2 separate regions of the Mus musculus genome follow, and region 2 is linked to region 1. A link is a loop called in an ENCODE intact Hi-C map of the cell type or tissue named here. Cell type or tissue: heart. All regions are shown on one strand.

What was found. A loop is a pair of places that touch in the nucleus more often than their neighbours do. Peaks named below come from ENCODE experiments on the same cell type or tissue, not always from the same donor. Only the 100,000 strongest peaks of a DNase experiment are listed, where the experiment ranks them.
Region 2: it touches region 1 in a loop (1.8-fold over the local background); 1 of 42 quality-filtered maps calls a loop at or near these places.

What each region holds. Positions count from the first base shown.
Region 1 is chr2:10,164,600-10,172,599 of GRCm38, reverse strand. It overlaps Itih5 (inter-alpha (globulin) inhibitor H5), which reads right to left. Exons shown (of 14, transcript NM_172471.2): 2 at 7,872-7,916. Among named protein-coding and RNA genes, the nearest start is that of Itih5, 15 kb to the right of the region's middle. In heart, no CTCF peak of the experiment used is centred here; DNase peaks (open chromatin) are centred at 2,409 and 4,379.
Region 2 is chr2:10,227,882-10,235,881 of GRCm38, reverse strand. Itih5 (inter-alpha (globulin) inhibitor H5) reads right to left here. Exons shown (of 14, transcript NM_172471.2): 8 at 711-879. Among named protein-coding and RNA genes, the nearest start is that of Gm31496, 76 kb to the left of the region's middle. In heart, no CTCF peak of the experiment used is centred here; a DNase peak (open chromatin) is centred at 3,681.

The sequences.
Region 1 (8,000 bases):
CATGCAATAGCTAATGAACATCAGAGTTCACAATAACCAGCAAAGAAAGAAACTGGGGTTTATTAATGGTATAGAGTTTCCATTTAGCAAAAGAGTTCTGGAGAAGGATGTCTTGCTAATTGATACACCTAATGACACTGAACTACAGTCTGAAAAAGAGCTAAGATGGTGGGTGGTTTGTATATGCTCAGCCCAGGGAGGGGCACTATTAGAATGTATGGCTCTGTTGGAGTAGGTGTGTCACCGTGGGTGTGGGCTTTAAGACCCTCATCCTAGCTGACTGAAAGACGGTCTTCTCTTCGCAGCCTTCAGATGAAGATGTAGAACTTCAGCTCCTTCTGTCCCATACCTGCCTGGACACTGCCATGTTCCCACCTTGATGATAATGGACTGAACCTCTGAACCTGTAAGCCAGCCCCAATTAAAAGTTGTCCTTACAAGAGTTGCCTTGATCATAGTGTCTGTTCACAGCAGTACAAAGTAAAAGGGTAATTGAGTTGCTACAGGTCTGGAAGTACAGACCGACAGAGCCCATTGGGCAGGGCAATGTTATAAATGTTGGTGCAATGGTCAGGACGACAGACATGAAAGCAAGTGAGGTCAATAAGCAGCCTCTGCCTCACTGGTTATGAGAAATAAATGGCACAGACACACTCTGGGATAGGGACGGAGGCACGGTGCCTCCTAAATGGCACAGACACACTCTGGGATGGGGACGGATGCACGGTGCCTCCTAAATGGCACAGACACACTCTGGGATGGGGACGGAGGCACGGTGCCTCCTAAATGGCATCGCTGGCTTCACTGCATGGCTGATGAACTCTACCAACAAAAACCACTTGTTCACAAATTCACTTGAGCAAGCAATAAATCAAAAAAAAAAAAAAAAAAGAGCGGCACAACACAACAGTGCACACCTTATTCTACCACTCAAAAGGAGAGCCAAAAGGGGGTCCCACCTTCAACACCTTATCCGTAGAGACAATGAAAACCAGCTTTGGCGCATACAACACAGGTTGGTGTATGAATTACACCTTTTCCTGCTGACCATGAATGCCTTTGTTTCTCTCCCATTGTGAGAAGAAGTTTCATTTCCCATTGAGTCTGGACCTTGGTAGTTTGCACCATCTACAGAAGATACTGGAAGTTGTATTTGAGAACTAAAAGGCCATACTAAAGCCTAGTTTTTATCCAGGTGTCAAGCAGGGTCTTTCTCTGTCATTGACCCTGTGGCTTTACTACATCATTAGCCCATGGTGGCCTTCAGAAGCCCCAGTTCCCAATACTGGGCCTCTCCTTAAAGGACTCCAGAGGCTTACACTCCTGCACACCGCCTTTACACTGGCTTTTGCTAGACAGCCAAAGAAACTCTCACAGTATAATACAAACTATATGTATTATAGATCCTTCAAATAAATACAATACATGTAAGTTGGTCTTTGCTGCTGACTCAGAAGGTACTTGTGATGGTTACTGGTCCTCTAATGTCCATATGTCCAAGAGGATATGGGTAAAAAACTTGACTTGATGGATTTAGAAGGAGGAAGAGGAAGAAGAGAAGGGGGGGAAAGGAGGAAGAGGAAGAAGATGACACAAACTTACTTGGGTGGGTCTGGAGGAGTCGGGGGAGAGAGGATGAATATCATCCAAAATAGACTGAAGAAATTATCAAAGAAAATATTTTAAATTGCTAAAAAAAATACATAATGAACTAAAATTGCTTTTTTAAAATGTAATAAGATGAAATTGGGTTTTGAGAGATGGAACAGCAGTTAAGAACACTCGCTGCTCTTCCAAAAACCCAAGTTTGGTTCCAAGAACCCATTTACTGGGTAGCTTACAAGCACCTGTAACTCCAGGTCCAAGGTATCCGACATATCCTCTTCGGGCAACAAGAGCACCCACACACATGTCACATACATTCACACACACACACACACACACACACACACACATTTAAAAGCACGTAAAGGAAAACATGAGAAATCTGAACGAGGGCGATGGCTTCCTGGCTAAAGGAGCCTGCTCCCAAGCCTGGTGGCCCAAATTCAATTCCTGGCACTCAGATGTTATTAAAAGAGAACTGATTCCTGCAGGTTAACCTCTGACTTCCATCTGTGTTCTGTGGCACACGTGTGTACCAACTCATACCAAATAAGTAAGTGAAAGGTAATAAACGTGAAAAATCAGAAGATTCCCGGTAAAATATTACGTTTATTCTAGTCGTTCAAGCCTAAAATAAAGATTACGGGTATAGCTGATTTTCCACAGCATTTCATCAAGGCCGTGAGCCACGGTTTATGGGTCCAAGGAGACGGTTTGGAAGAGTGTCGGGATCTATTTTAGTCTTGCAGCTTCGGCCCAGTTACTGTTTTCTCGGGAGTCCCTGCAATTACTCCACAGAAGCAGCTTCAGTCTCGAATCCCTCAGGATCAAGTGCGCATGTGCAGCTGTGAGCCACTCCAGCTTACCCCTGTTTCTACTGTGCGGCAACTACGTAAACAAATGGTGATCCGGAACCACCGCGATGGTGACTTCTCTGTCCCTCATTATCTTCTTTCTTTTCTCCTTCTGTCTTAGCTCCTTTCCTCCCTCTCTTCTCCCTTTTCTCCCTTAGATCTCGGCTTGGAACCAACTTGGGGCTGAAAAAATGGTTCAGTCACTAAAGTGCTTGCCATGAAATCATGAGGTCAGGACTCCGGTCCCCAGAAACCATGTAAAGAAATCCTGGCCTGGGCGTGAGCGCTGGCAATCTCAGTGTTGGGGAGGCAGAGAGGGTTCCCCAGGCCCGCCGGCAGCCTACCTAGCTAAGTTGGTGAGCTCCAGGCCTGGGAGAGACTCGATCTCAAAACCCACGCTGGACAACTCCTGGGGAACAACGCCCGGGATTGACCTCTGGCCTCCACACATACATGCACAAATTTACATGTACACCCTATGCCCAACAATATACATGCACCCACAAACACACTTGCACATATGCATACTAAAATGAAAAGAAAACAACTTTAAAATGTTTGTGGAATTGAAAGGAACTCTCTGACTCTTGAACAATCAAAAAGTATATATTCATTAAGAATAAAATGTTCTAAGCTGATACTTTTTAAGAACTACTACAGACTACATTTCATGAAGGTTTGAGAAGTACTCCATCTGGCCACTTATCTCAAGGCACTTATTTGGAAGAAAGGGGGAGAACATGAAGCAGTGTACAAAGATATAGGAGGGAGATGGACTTGCATTCTAGGAAAGGCAGGGAGAGAGAGATACACTGAGTAACTCCAAGAGATGCCACAGGAACCATTTCTGCCAGACCTTCCAGAGCTCAGAAGAAAGATAAATGGCTGCAGTTCAGCTCCACGGTAGACCCTCTCACATGCATGGGTGCTGGCTTCAGTAGTCAGGCCCCATAAACAAACAAAATGGGAATCGTATGACTGGAGAAAGATAATTCAGTGTTATCTGCAAAATGCAAAAGAAGATATTTCCTCAATAGGTTCTGAAAGTGTAGGTGGTGGAATAGTATGAAAGATGTTCTGGACTGAGACTATAGTGCAGAGATAAGAATTCTTCCCGAGCATGCATGAAGCCCTGGGTTCAGTCACCAATAAGGGAGGATGGGAGGGTGGAAGGAAGGAGGGATGGACAGGAGGATGGAAGGGAGGGCGGAAGGAAGAACAAAAGGGAGGGAGGAGAAAGGAAAGAAGGAAGGGAGGGAGGGAAGGGAAGGAGGGAAAAAGGAAGGGAGGGAGGGAGGGAGGACGGTAGAGCAGATGGAAGGAAGGAAGGGAGGACAGAAGGGAGGATGGGAGGAAGGAAGGGGGAGAGGAAGGAAGGATGGATGGAAGGAAGGAAGGGGAGGGGAAGGGAGAGGACAGAAGGGGAAGGAAAGGAGAAACAAAGAAAAAAGAATTAGAGAGAGAGAGAGTGAACAAAGCCATAAAGTAAACCATGCTCATTTCAGGAGTGATGACCACACCAGATTAATTAGGACGGAGTCACAGTGAGAAGCATATTGGCTAAGGAGGTGACATGTGGGCGAATGAGTCTGACACCAGAAAGCAAACACAGAATTCTGCGTGGCAGAAGTGTGTGGAAATTTGTCATCAAAGGAAGATTATAAAGGAGTTACCTCAAACTTTCCCAATATAGTTCCTAAAAATTCAACATGGTCTCCACATTTATATATAAATAATTATTTTGTTTGGAGATGTCAGCTGGAAAATACCAAGCAAAAGAAAGCTTCTCGTGACATAATATAATTTCTTCATTATTTTTTTCCCTCCAAAACCAGCCCAGATGGAAAAGCGGTTTGAGGCAGGGCGTGCCTTAATTAGCTGCCTGAGGGACCAGAGGTTCGGGTATGACTCATGGGAGTCACTTAGCTTCAAGCCACCCAGAGGATGTCCTGAATTACCCAAGTTGCCATCTGGAAATGTCGCAGTGGAATGTTAGGCGCATTGGCAGCCAGAGCTCCGTTCAGGCCCCTCTTCCTAGAAGATTATTAACTCTTTAGTGCTTGGTTCTAAACTAACCATTCTTGAATAACGATAAATAAATAAAGATTGAATTTGTTATTTTTATTGTATGGGTGTGTTTGCCTACATTTATGTATGTCAATCATACGCATGTCTAGTGTCCACAGAGCCCAGCAGAGGACATTGGAATCTCCTGGAACTGGATTTATAGAACCCTGAGAGCAGCCATGTCCATGCTGGCAACGGAACTCAGGTTCTCTGGAAAAGCAGCCAGTCTCCAAACTATTGTGCCATCTCTGAGACCCCCTGGCCTAACCATCATTTACAGACCTGAGGAGAAATACATCGGGGTAGTTCATAAAGCAATCTACCACCACTCTCCCTAGTTTTACAGCGGGGAAGGTTGGAATGGAGCAGGGGACTAGGTTCTAGGCACCAATGGCCTTTACTCAGCCTTAAGGCCTCTTCTTTACAAAAGCTGTGTAGCATGTGTGGTCACTGATGAAGTCTCCTTGGATGCTGTGTTCGGCACGTGGGGAAACCATTCCCTCCCCGCCATGTGCAGACGGAACATAGCACCAGCTCCAATTCGCCTGCTCACGTTCATACAGTCTACACAGGGACGCCTCCTGACATTTAGAGATAAGCAGGAACAGGAGTGTGTAATCATCTCTATCCAGGAGAAGCCCCTGTTGAGCAACTTGCAAGTGACACCCCGTGCTGTGGAGACAGACCCAGGTGTAGGCGGTATCCACAGATGACCGGTGGTCAGCACCAACTCACCAACCCTGCTGACTGTAATTCAGATAGTGCTGAGGCCATTTCATATGAAAACGCACTTTGTACACACTCCCCTCTCAGCCCCACGGTGCTTCCTTTACCCGCCTCACATCAATTCCCTTTACTCTTTTGGACAATTTGCTTCTGCTTTCATGTCATCTATACATAAACAATTTTATATAGCTATAAGGTCTAGAACCCAAAGTGAAAGAAAACATGCAATATTTGTCTTTGTGAGAGTGGCTTAGCTCCCTTAATATCCTTCTCTCCACTTGCACCCACTTCCCTCGAGACGACGTAACCTGACGTCCTAGCACGTGAGAATGTTTTCCTGGAAAGACTCCTTCCCTCACTGCAGAGACAGCAGTGACTGCTGTGCTGCTCCATCCGCAATATGCTAACCGAATTATCTAGGACCCACACTGCTGACCACTTCCTCTCTCAAACTCTCCCACAGAAAACCAATACTCTCTCTGCCCCAGTCGCCCCTGGAAACCTGTCCTAGGCAATGAGGAACATCTGTTCCAGCCAGGAGCCTGCCAGAGCAACGCCAAGTATCCAAATCAAAGCTTACGGGGCCCAGCCACCCACTCACACATTCCTTCCCATGAAAATTCTAATACATGCTCTGGGCTGTGCTCTGACACCTATCCTGCCCACTGTTTCCTGACAGGCTTGGTGCTTCTGCATGTGGCTCTGTATGTAGGGCATGACTTCTGTTACCATCAATGTGTAAGTGTATTTATTCCTCCGTGCCGATCATTTCCGTGTTTGTCTATCATATCACATTGCCATAAAATAATTCTTGGCACAAACTTCAGAATATTATCTCCCAACGGGCTACCAAGAGGGATCCCTGCTGTCAGAGGGTAAGTGACATGAGTGAGTTGCTTTGATAAAGCTAACCAGTGTCTTTAAGTATGGTGGAAGCTCAGATACAAAGATATTCATGATATTCAAATTGCAATCTCTGTGTGTGTGTGTGCATGAGCATGCATGTGCGCATGTGTTCGTGTGTGTGTGTGCACACACGAGTGTGCGTGCTCATGTATATGTGTGTCCAAGGACTTGTGCAAAAAGAGAAATCTAATTAGTTCCAAATATAACCAAGCATATCTCTGTGGTCCTGACAATTGTGAGAGAATCTTAGTTGACGCTGCTCAGTTTCTATTCATTAATTAAAAACTGGAACATTCTGAGCTGTCTACTTTCTATTCATAACTTATAATTTAGAACATACTGAGATCTACAATTGGTAAGAGAGACTCCAGGCACAGGCAGAAGCTAGAGCATGCAGAGTTTTACCCCTTGAGGTATGGGATTGTAGAACACATGGCATATTGCATGACTCCTGGAAAGACCCTTCATGGATAGAGCTCATGTTAAAACATATGCAATACTTGTGAGAAGAAGACTCGGAAATTTTAAGAGATTTCTAAGAAAAATGTGAGAGATCATATAAACAGTGCAGGTGATAGGGTCATGACAATCTTTGAAACTGCTGGACACAGTAGGACACACATGCCAGCCATCCTCCCTGCATTTGGGAAATGGAAGCAGACAGATCAGAAGGACCAGAAGGATCAAGAACCAATGGACAGTTTGGGCTGCACAGAGAGTTTGAGGCTAGCCTGAGGTACAGGAGACCCTTTCTTAAAAAAAAAAAAAAAAAAACCTCTTATTGATCAATAATGAAATTCAGAGGCTACAAAAGAAATGATAAATACAGGGACCCAGAAGATTTATACAGCAACTACATCAAAAACAAAACCAGTAAGCTGATGTCATGTTTCTTAGGGAACCTTCCAATTCAGAAGACAGGCTGCATGAGCATCCCCAATACGTTCCCAATTAGGGGGATTTAAACTAATAGTAGGAAGAAGGGCAGGGGCCCAAGAGAAGCATCTTGGAGATCCGCTATACCAGATGGCCAACAACCTATTTTTAACTGTCAGAATTTGTTCACGGCCGGGGAATGTGTTCACTCCATCACGCCTGGAGAGACCACCCAACTCCCATCACACAATGCTTCAATCTGCAAACGCTCTTCACTTTGAAGCAAAGCCTTTATTTCCCGATGTTACAGAAAATCAACAAATGTGTACGATGGATTTAGATGTTGATTCTTAGTGCAGCATTCCAAGTTCTGTATGGTGTCTTTGTGGGGATGGGGACTGTGTTCTCATGAGCTTGCAGGCCAAGCAAGGCCAGAGGAGGCCCTCAGGAGTCTTACTCTGTCAATCCCTCCTAGGCAGCATTTCTCTCTGAACAGAGAACCAGCAGACTCTAGTGCTCTTCCCGCCCTCACAGCATCTGGGGAACAGGCCTGCGTTCAGCCACAATACGCTTTTTACGTGGATTCTGGGGGTTCTCCTCAGAACCCCACCCTGTGTAGCAAGCACTCTTACCCACAGACTCTCTGGCCCCTCTTTTAAGAAAAAGAAAACCCTCCCTTTGAGAAAATGTCTAAAGGAATCAACTATACCTCTTCATGCTAAGATTCCTCTCTAAGGAGCAACAAGGGCTTTTGGGAGCATGCATATAAACTAGATCCAGGTTCAAAGGAAGCAGAAGAGTGGAGTATTTGAACGCCATGTCCGTGGGTATACATACCAGTCTTTGCAACAGCCTGAGCTGCCTGGGGACCCTGAGCACGACCTGCAAAGAGAGAAGAGGTGTGAGACAGGACTTCGAGGTTTCATAAATGAGTCCCGTGAAGGTGTAAAACCCACTCAAACCCAC
Region 2 (8,000 bases), 63 kb before region 1:
TGTCTCAGTCTTCTGCACATATACCCGGTGCAGCATTTGAGGTATGCATGCAGTGACTTCAAGTGCAGCCCTTGCCTCCTCCCACTGCACATCCATAGCACAGCCCAGAGCATCTGAGACTGATGCTCACTCACCATTGCTACAGCTCAGGCAAGACCATACAGGGCAGTTACATCTGCCATTGCTTGAGCACATACAATATTCTGGGTCATGCACTTGGCTTCAAGTTTCCATCAAGGGAGAGATGGCTCAGCAGTTAAGATCACTTCCTGTTCTTCCAGAAGAGCCAAGTTCAGTTCCCAAGGCTCATGTCAGGTGACTCACAACTGCCTGCCACTCCAACTCCAGGGGACTGCATGCCCTCTTCTGTTTTCCATTGGCACCTCCACGTAGGTGGTATCAATTTATAGTAATACACACATACAAGAAAAAATTTAAAAGCCTCAAAATATTCCCCAACCAAGAACAATTTGCCAAAACCAACTTCAGGATCCATATTGTGGATGGATTTTCCAACTGTTACTTGTCATGATTAACTTATGGTCTAGGAAATGAGAATTTACCCACTCGGAGACATAGACACCTGGGGAAATTATCATTGCTTCTTCTGTTAGTATCAGCGCCAACTCCCAAAGTCTTGTCTCTTTGCAGAGAATGAGTGTATGGTCATGCCAAAGCTGGATAGAAGGGCTGTCAGGAATCATTCTTACCTCCAGTGGGTGACAGATGGTACATGTAGATCTTGCCATTCCTAATGTTGTCAGGAGTCACTGGTAGTAAGTGGTCCTTCCACATTTTAATCCGATTGGAGAACCCAATGATATTGAAGCGATCCTGGGGTCGGAGGTCATTGAGAATTGTGACGAGAGCCTCCCTGGTCTAGGCGAAGACAAAGTGCAAACTGGTCACCTCTGAGCCCATTTGCCCACATGTCCCCTGACTTAGAAACTGACTACTAGGACCAGCTTCAGGGTTTATACTTAATGTCTGCCCTGCTGGAACATGGTCTAACTATGTGACAGCTGGATAGAGGTCATGAGTGTTTCACTCAACACTAGGTTGGATACTGCTACCAACCATAGTGTATCAGGTCACCGAGTCTTCACAACTGACATCTTTCAAAACTCTTAAATGAAGGTTTGATTGTTGTACATGTGCTTATGTGTGCATGAGTATGTATGTGAACTCACACTTGACATTATCACATGAGCCGATGTCCGAAGACATTTTGTGGACGTTTTCTCTTTCCACCATGAGTCTTGTGGATTGAACTCAAGTTACTGGATTCAGTAGCAAATAGTAATTTTTACCTTTCTGGGCCATCTCACAGACCCCAAACATGATTCTCCTGAACTAGAATGTTTTCCTGTGTCACTTTGTCCATATCTTTCACCAAGAAGCCATTTGTCATTTCCAGAAAGGTGGCTAAGTTCCACTATGAACGTTTCCTCACTGCTCCAAGGAGGCCCACCATTCCTCTCTCTAGCTGGTCCTTGACTTAATACACTCCTGCCATCAAGCACATTTCAGAGTAATGGCAGCTTATTTTATGCCTTTCCCCTTAACTGACGTTAAATTTTCAGTAGGTGGGTTTCAGTACCAATCCTACTACCCAGTAACAACCAGGAAGCAACAGACAAGGGTGTACTGGTGAATGAATGACTTAATATTTAACAAATTATAAAATTAAAGATACTAGGAATATATTTATGGTAGTTTGAGTGAAAATGGTCCCCATAGACTCATAGGGAGTGGCATCATTTGAAACTACCAGGAGCTGTGACCTCATTGGAGTAGGTGTGACCTCATTGGAGTAGGTGTGACCTCATTGGAGGAAGTGTGTTACTGTGGGTAGGATCCGAGGTTTCAAAAGCTCAAGCTAGGCCTAGTAGCTCTCTTCCTGCTGCCTACAGATCAGGATGTAGATGATCAGCTTCTCTCCAGCACCGCGTCTGTCTGTCTGTCTGCCACCATGCTTCCTGCCATGATGAGAGTGGACTAAACCTCTGAACTGTAAGTCAGCCCCAATTAAATGTTTTCTTTTATAAGAGTTGCCATGGTCATGGTGTCTCTTCACAGCAATAGAACAATGACTAAGACATTATTATCTTTTCAGAGATTTTATTACATGTATTTGTTTGTGTGTGGGGATAAGGTGTGTGTTCTCATGCAATGTCAAGTGTAGAGGTCAAAGGACAATTTGTGTGCGTAGTTCTCTCCTCCCATCATATGGACCCCAGGGTTGGAACTCAGCTTATCAGGTTTGGTGGGAAGAATCTTTATCCACTGAGTCATTTCTTTGGGTGCTGTTGTGGGATTTTAAAATATTACAAACTCTCTGAACCAGAGTGACATGGGGATATGCTATAAGGAAATGAATCTGAAACTGGGCATGGTGCTACACACTTGTAATCCCAGAACCCAGTGGTAGTGCCAGGACTGAGGCTAAGGTCATATGGTAAGACGTTGTTCCTGAAAGTGGAGAGAGAGTTAGTGGGAAAGGGGGAGCAAATAGGAAGGAGGGGAGGGGAGCGAGGGGGAGAGGAGGATTTGTGACAAACACTGCCATGTCTCATGAGTACTGTCATCAGATGTTTAAAGAAACCCAGTATGAAGTTAAGAATATGCATTGCATACGTGCCATAGCAAGGACCCTGGGCACATTATTTACCCTTGGTTCAGCCCTGGGAAGGAACATGGCTGCCCCGAAGTTATCCCATCAGTAGAACTGGGATGACAAGCCTGCCTCATCCTTCATGAACATTATTAAATCAGGAACAAGATGAACTATGCTCAGAACGGAGTAGAGCTGATGCTTGATGCCTTTGCTATTGTTTGGTTCCCAGTGAGACACACGAGGAGAATTCAGAGAAGCACTGGCTTCCGGGGATGGAGGAAGAATAATGGGTGATACAGATTGTATGTCTGCTCTAGCATTCTCCTGGCCTTTCCCTGAGTGTTGTGGACCTTGATTCATATCCTGGATCCAGACAGTTACTGTACCTTCTGCCTCTCCATCCGTGGAAAACTTCCCACCACTTTCCAAGTCTCCCTTCTGAATGTCTCCCTCTTCCTCACTCCCCAGCCAGCTTTCCATCCTGTAACTAGGTGCTCACTTAAGATCTCACAATCCAACTCTTGTATTCCAAAGGAACCTCCAAAATCCACTGCAGAAAACTAGAATGGGTGTGTCTGCATTTACAACTCTCCATTACACCCTCTCCCACGGAGCTCAGTGAGCTGAGATCTTCTGGCCCGATCGTGCTTTGTCCAGCTCCCTGGTGTTCCTTGCTGAGTTACTGTTCTGTACATTCCCACCATGTCGTCATTCTGGAGGCCTGAAAAAGCAGCAGAGTCTAAAGACATTGCCAGAAGTATAAAAGAGGATGAGGATAAGAAGAAGGATAAGGAGGAGGAGGGAGGGGAGGAGGGGGAGGAGGAGGAGGAAGAGGAAGGAGAAGCAGGTGATGGTGATGTTGATGATAATGATGATGATTTTAACAGCTACCATTTCTGCTCAGATGATTGGCTGGCTCAGTCCTCGTCATCTGTGGTAAAACCTCTAATCAGTATTCCTATTTGTATAACGCAACTTGGGTGCAGAGTACTTAAGAATTGTGTCACACAGGAGACATGATTAGAACATAGGAAGTCTTGTGCCAGGACTCACGCTGGGATCCAAGACAGTGGGATCTGCAGCTCCAAAACCATTGGAAGCCAAGTACATTGGGTTAGAGCCTTTCCAGTGTGCAGCTTATCTTGGTAACTGTTCCAACTCGCCTGCCAGGCTCTCCTCCTTTCTCTGTGGGTCTTTTTTTGGGCGGGTTTTTTTTTGGCAGCAGCAAATGGATTCGTCCTCTGTAACATCCATGCAGAAGCACTGCAGGAATTCCACATCCACCCAGGAACAAGAACAATGGGAGTATTTCATTAAGACTATCTCCTTGCCCTTTCTTGGGGCTGTCACCCTCAGTCCAACTCCTCGCCCTTCCCAGAGCTGTCTCCTACTTCCGGTTCTTCCAGGAAAAGAGAAGCACAGAAGCATCTATTAAACCCCATAAAGCTAGGAAAGTCCCTGTGTTCTGTCTCTTCCCCTCCTCCTGGCTCAAAGCCTTCTCTCAACAGCAGACCATTGATGCAGAGGGTTCTTTTTCCTTTCCATGTTCTGACTCCCATCACCAGGAAACATGGCTGAGCTTCCTGAGACAATACACAGTCAGCACTTCCTCAGAGACATCTGTGAGATGTTCTTTTATGAAGGCACATCCTTCATAAAGCCTGATTTGCTCTGGCTTCTGGAGGTCCCCTCCCTTTCTCTGGTGTTTCCATCGTCTCCCTCGGGGCTTTCTCATTACTCCTTTTGATGGAAGAGTCATAGGATGTCTTCTTTAGCCAAATTCCCAACTTGGCTCTCAGACCTCACTCTTTCCCACAACAAATTTATCTTTATTCAGGTTTACAGCTACCAATTCTTTTCTCCAAGACTTCGAGATTCACCTCTGGAATGCACTTCTCTCTAAATTGAGGACAACTTGCCAATCAGTTCTCTAGGCAGGAAGGACCCTTGGACAGCTTAGACTCAATGTATTGAAAACTGGAAACTTCATCTTCTTTCTCAAATCTGTTGTCCTTTGTTCTTCTCTCTCTCCTGGGCAAAGAAACCTTCAGAAACCCTGAAGCCCAACTGACAACTGTGGCTGTTGTGTCCAATGTTATTCCTGCCCCACCTACAGCCCCCAAATCCTTCAGCTCCCAATCCTGGAATTTCAGCTCTTCTTTCTAGATATCCTCAGGATTGTAATCTGAGTGTTCTCTGTTTGCTGTTGTATTTCATTTTGTTTATTAACTTACACACCTGCTTGCATAACCTTATTTGAGACAAGGCATGTAGCCTAAGATAGCCTGTAATCTGGTCTGTAGCTCAGACTGGCCTTCAACTCACGGATTCTCCTGCTTCCACCTCACCAGTGTTGAGCTTCTACTCATGTCTGGTAGTTGTAGCAGTGATGGTGGCTCCTCTTCCTCTTCCTCTTCCTCCTTCTCTTCATTTCTTCCTATTCCTCTTCCTCCTCCTCCTCCCCCCTCCTACTCCTCCTTCCCCCCCTCCTCCTCTTTCTGAATCTCACTATATATCCTCTGCCTACTGCAGAAACACAGGGCTTTTTCTGCCCCTTCCTTCCTTTGACTTCTGAGTTGTAGAATTAAAGGTGCATGTCACCATGCCATATTGCTCTTCATTTTTGTAAGAACAGAAGAGAAACGTAAAACTCATACAATCCCATTCAGCTAGCATTAATCACTGTCAATGGTTACAGGGTGCTGGTATGCTGTAGGGTACTTTGAACATTTCTAGTGTGTGTGTGTGTGTGTGTGACTGTGTGTGTCTGTGTCTGTAAGAGGGAGAACAACAGAAACAAAAGAGGAGAAGAAGAAGAAGAAGAAGAAGAAGAAGAAGAAGAAGAAGAAGAAGAAGAAGAGGAGGAGGAGGAAGAGGAGGAAGAGGAGGAGGAGGAGAAGGAGGAGGAAGAGGAAGAAGAAGAAGAAGAAGAAGAAGAAGAAGAAGAAGAAGAAGAAGAAGAAGAAGAAGAAGAGGAGGAGGAGGAAGAGGAGGAAGAGGAGGAGGAGGAGGAGAAGGAGGAGGAAGAGGAAGACAAAGAAGAAGAAGAAGAGGAGGAGGAGGAGGAGGAGGAGGAGGAGGACGAGGACGAGGACGAGGAGAAGGACGAGGAAGAAGAAGAAGAGGAGGAGGAAGAGGAAGAGGAAGACAAAGAAGAAGAAGAAGAAGAAGAAGGAGAAGGAGAAGGAGAAGGAGGAGAAGAAGAAAATTCATTTAGAAACAGAGAGGAAATAGCCAGAGACACAACATTGTTAGGGAATATGATGAATGTAAGAATCTATAATTGTCTGGGAGATGGGCCTCTGGGCGTGCCCACGGACAATTACTGTGATTACATTAATTCAGGTGGGAAGACTCATCCAATGGGAGCCAGGTCTGTATAAATGAAGGAGAACTGAGCCTAACAAGCTTTCATCACCCTGCTTGTTGACAATGGATGGGATGTGATTAGCTGCTTCAAGGTCTGGCCACTTGCCCTGCCTGTCATGGTATGAGCTAAAATACCCTTGAACTGTGTGCCAGAATAAACCCTTCTCTCTTAAGTTGCTTTTGTCAGAGTGCTTTATCATTTCAATAGGGAAAGAAACTGGTGCACGAAACAAGATCGGATAGTATTGAGAGATGTCTCATCACTGAGAAACATGAGTGGTAAGCTCACAATGACTGAGGCACAAGCTATAGTAAGAATATACTATAAGTAGTTAGATGTCTGCACTCTGCTGATGTGGGTGGGGAGTCCCAACACTCACACAGTGGCCCCAGGCAGGGAACAGCTCATGCCAGGCTCCTTGCTTGTCTTTTCTTTAACAGCTAGCTCACCTAGCATGAACATGAGACAGGTATCATTTCCCAAATAAAGCATCTAGCTAGATTCCTGGAAGGTCTGCAAGCCTGTGCTCAAGAAAGACAATATGCAGCTGTTTTCCTTAGCTCGGAGGGACTGGGAGCTGCCTCTGGTTCAAGAATCCTTGTGAAACGCAGTTGTTTGTTTAGGTGCTGGTATCTCTAGGGACTCTTAAGCAGCATGTCTCCTTAGTGCGTATTTTCCCCATCATGCTGAATATTCATTCTCTGTGGTTATTCCGTCTCCTCATCTTCCTCTTGAATAAGGAACTGATCATTCCTCGTGACCTTTTAAGGCCTCAGATGTGACCTATCCTCCTCTGCACCAAGAGAAAGCAGGCCAGCAGCTGACAGTTGCTCCATTTCCAGTCCCACTAGAGCTGCCTAGGGTGATCTCCCAACCCATTCCAGAGGGAGTTAAGAGACAGCGAATGCAACTGCTTGCAGCTTCTCTACCCTCCCTTAACCTTTGACTGGCTTTTTTCCAACTGGGTGGACTGATCAGCTTCAGATCTCTGCCTTCCCTACAAGGATCTAGAGGCGCCGGAGGAACATGGTGAATGGCCACACAGCAGATTCAGTGTTAGTGGGCTTATGCTGACCTCTCTCTGCATCGTACTTACATGGCGAAGAGTAACAGAAGCCTAGTCAACCTTTGTCCAAGAATACAGTCCAGAAACAGGGTTATACATGCCAGAAAGATCAGAGGAAGTCCAGAGAGCAGAGAATGTGTAATCTAAGCTTCTATGAGCCTGGGAACCGTCCTAGAGGCGAAGGAGTAAATCATGAGGGGCTAACTGGATGCCCTTTCGGGTTCCTGCCAGGTCAGACAAGGTTGTAACTAAGATGTATATGTTTGGATACAGGTGATGGACAAGGTGGGCTACCACCTACCAACACCCTTCTAAAGGCTGAACAAAATGATAGAGACCCCAGGAAACCACATGTCTTAGATTTCTTCTTCTATTCTCAAAGCTCTCTCTGGGCCTTCTGTATTGGAGAGAGGCCAGAGAACCCCCAAAATGTGCTACAAGGAACAATTGTGCCCCTAAATTCATTCATGAATAGGTAACCAAAGTCAGTAAAGTGCTTACTGTTCAAACATAAAGAGTTGAGTATAAACCTCAGAGTCTACATAAAAAAGGCAAGTCTGATGTTACACTTATTCCAGAGAGAGAGAGAGAGAGAGAGAGAGAGAGAGAGAAAGAGAGAGAATGTGAAGCTTGCTGGCCAAACATCCTAACCTAATCAAGTCCCAGTCAGAGACCTTGCCTCAAAAACAAAACAAAGAAAAAAGACTGTCCCCAAAGCAACATGGCTAGTTCCTGAAGAAGGATGCTTGAAGTTGACCTCTGGCCTTCATACACAGGAAAACAAGCAATGTTCCCATATGAACACATGCCCTGCTCTACATGAACATAGTGCACCCACATAACACACACACACACACACACACACACACACACACACACACACTACATACACAAACACAAACAGGTATTCAAAATTAATTAAAGCCGTGTATGTGGGTACATGTTTA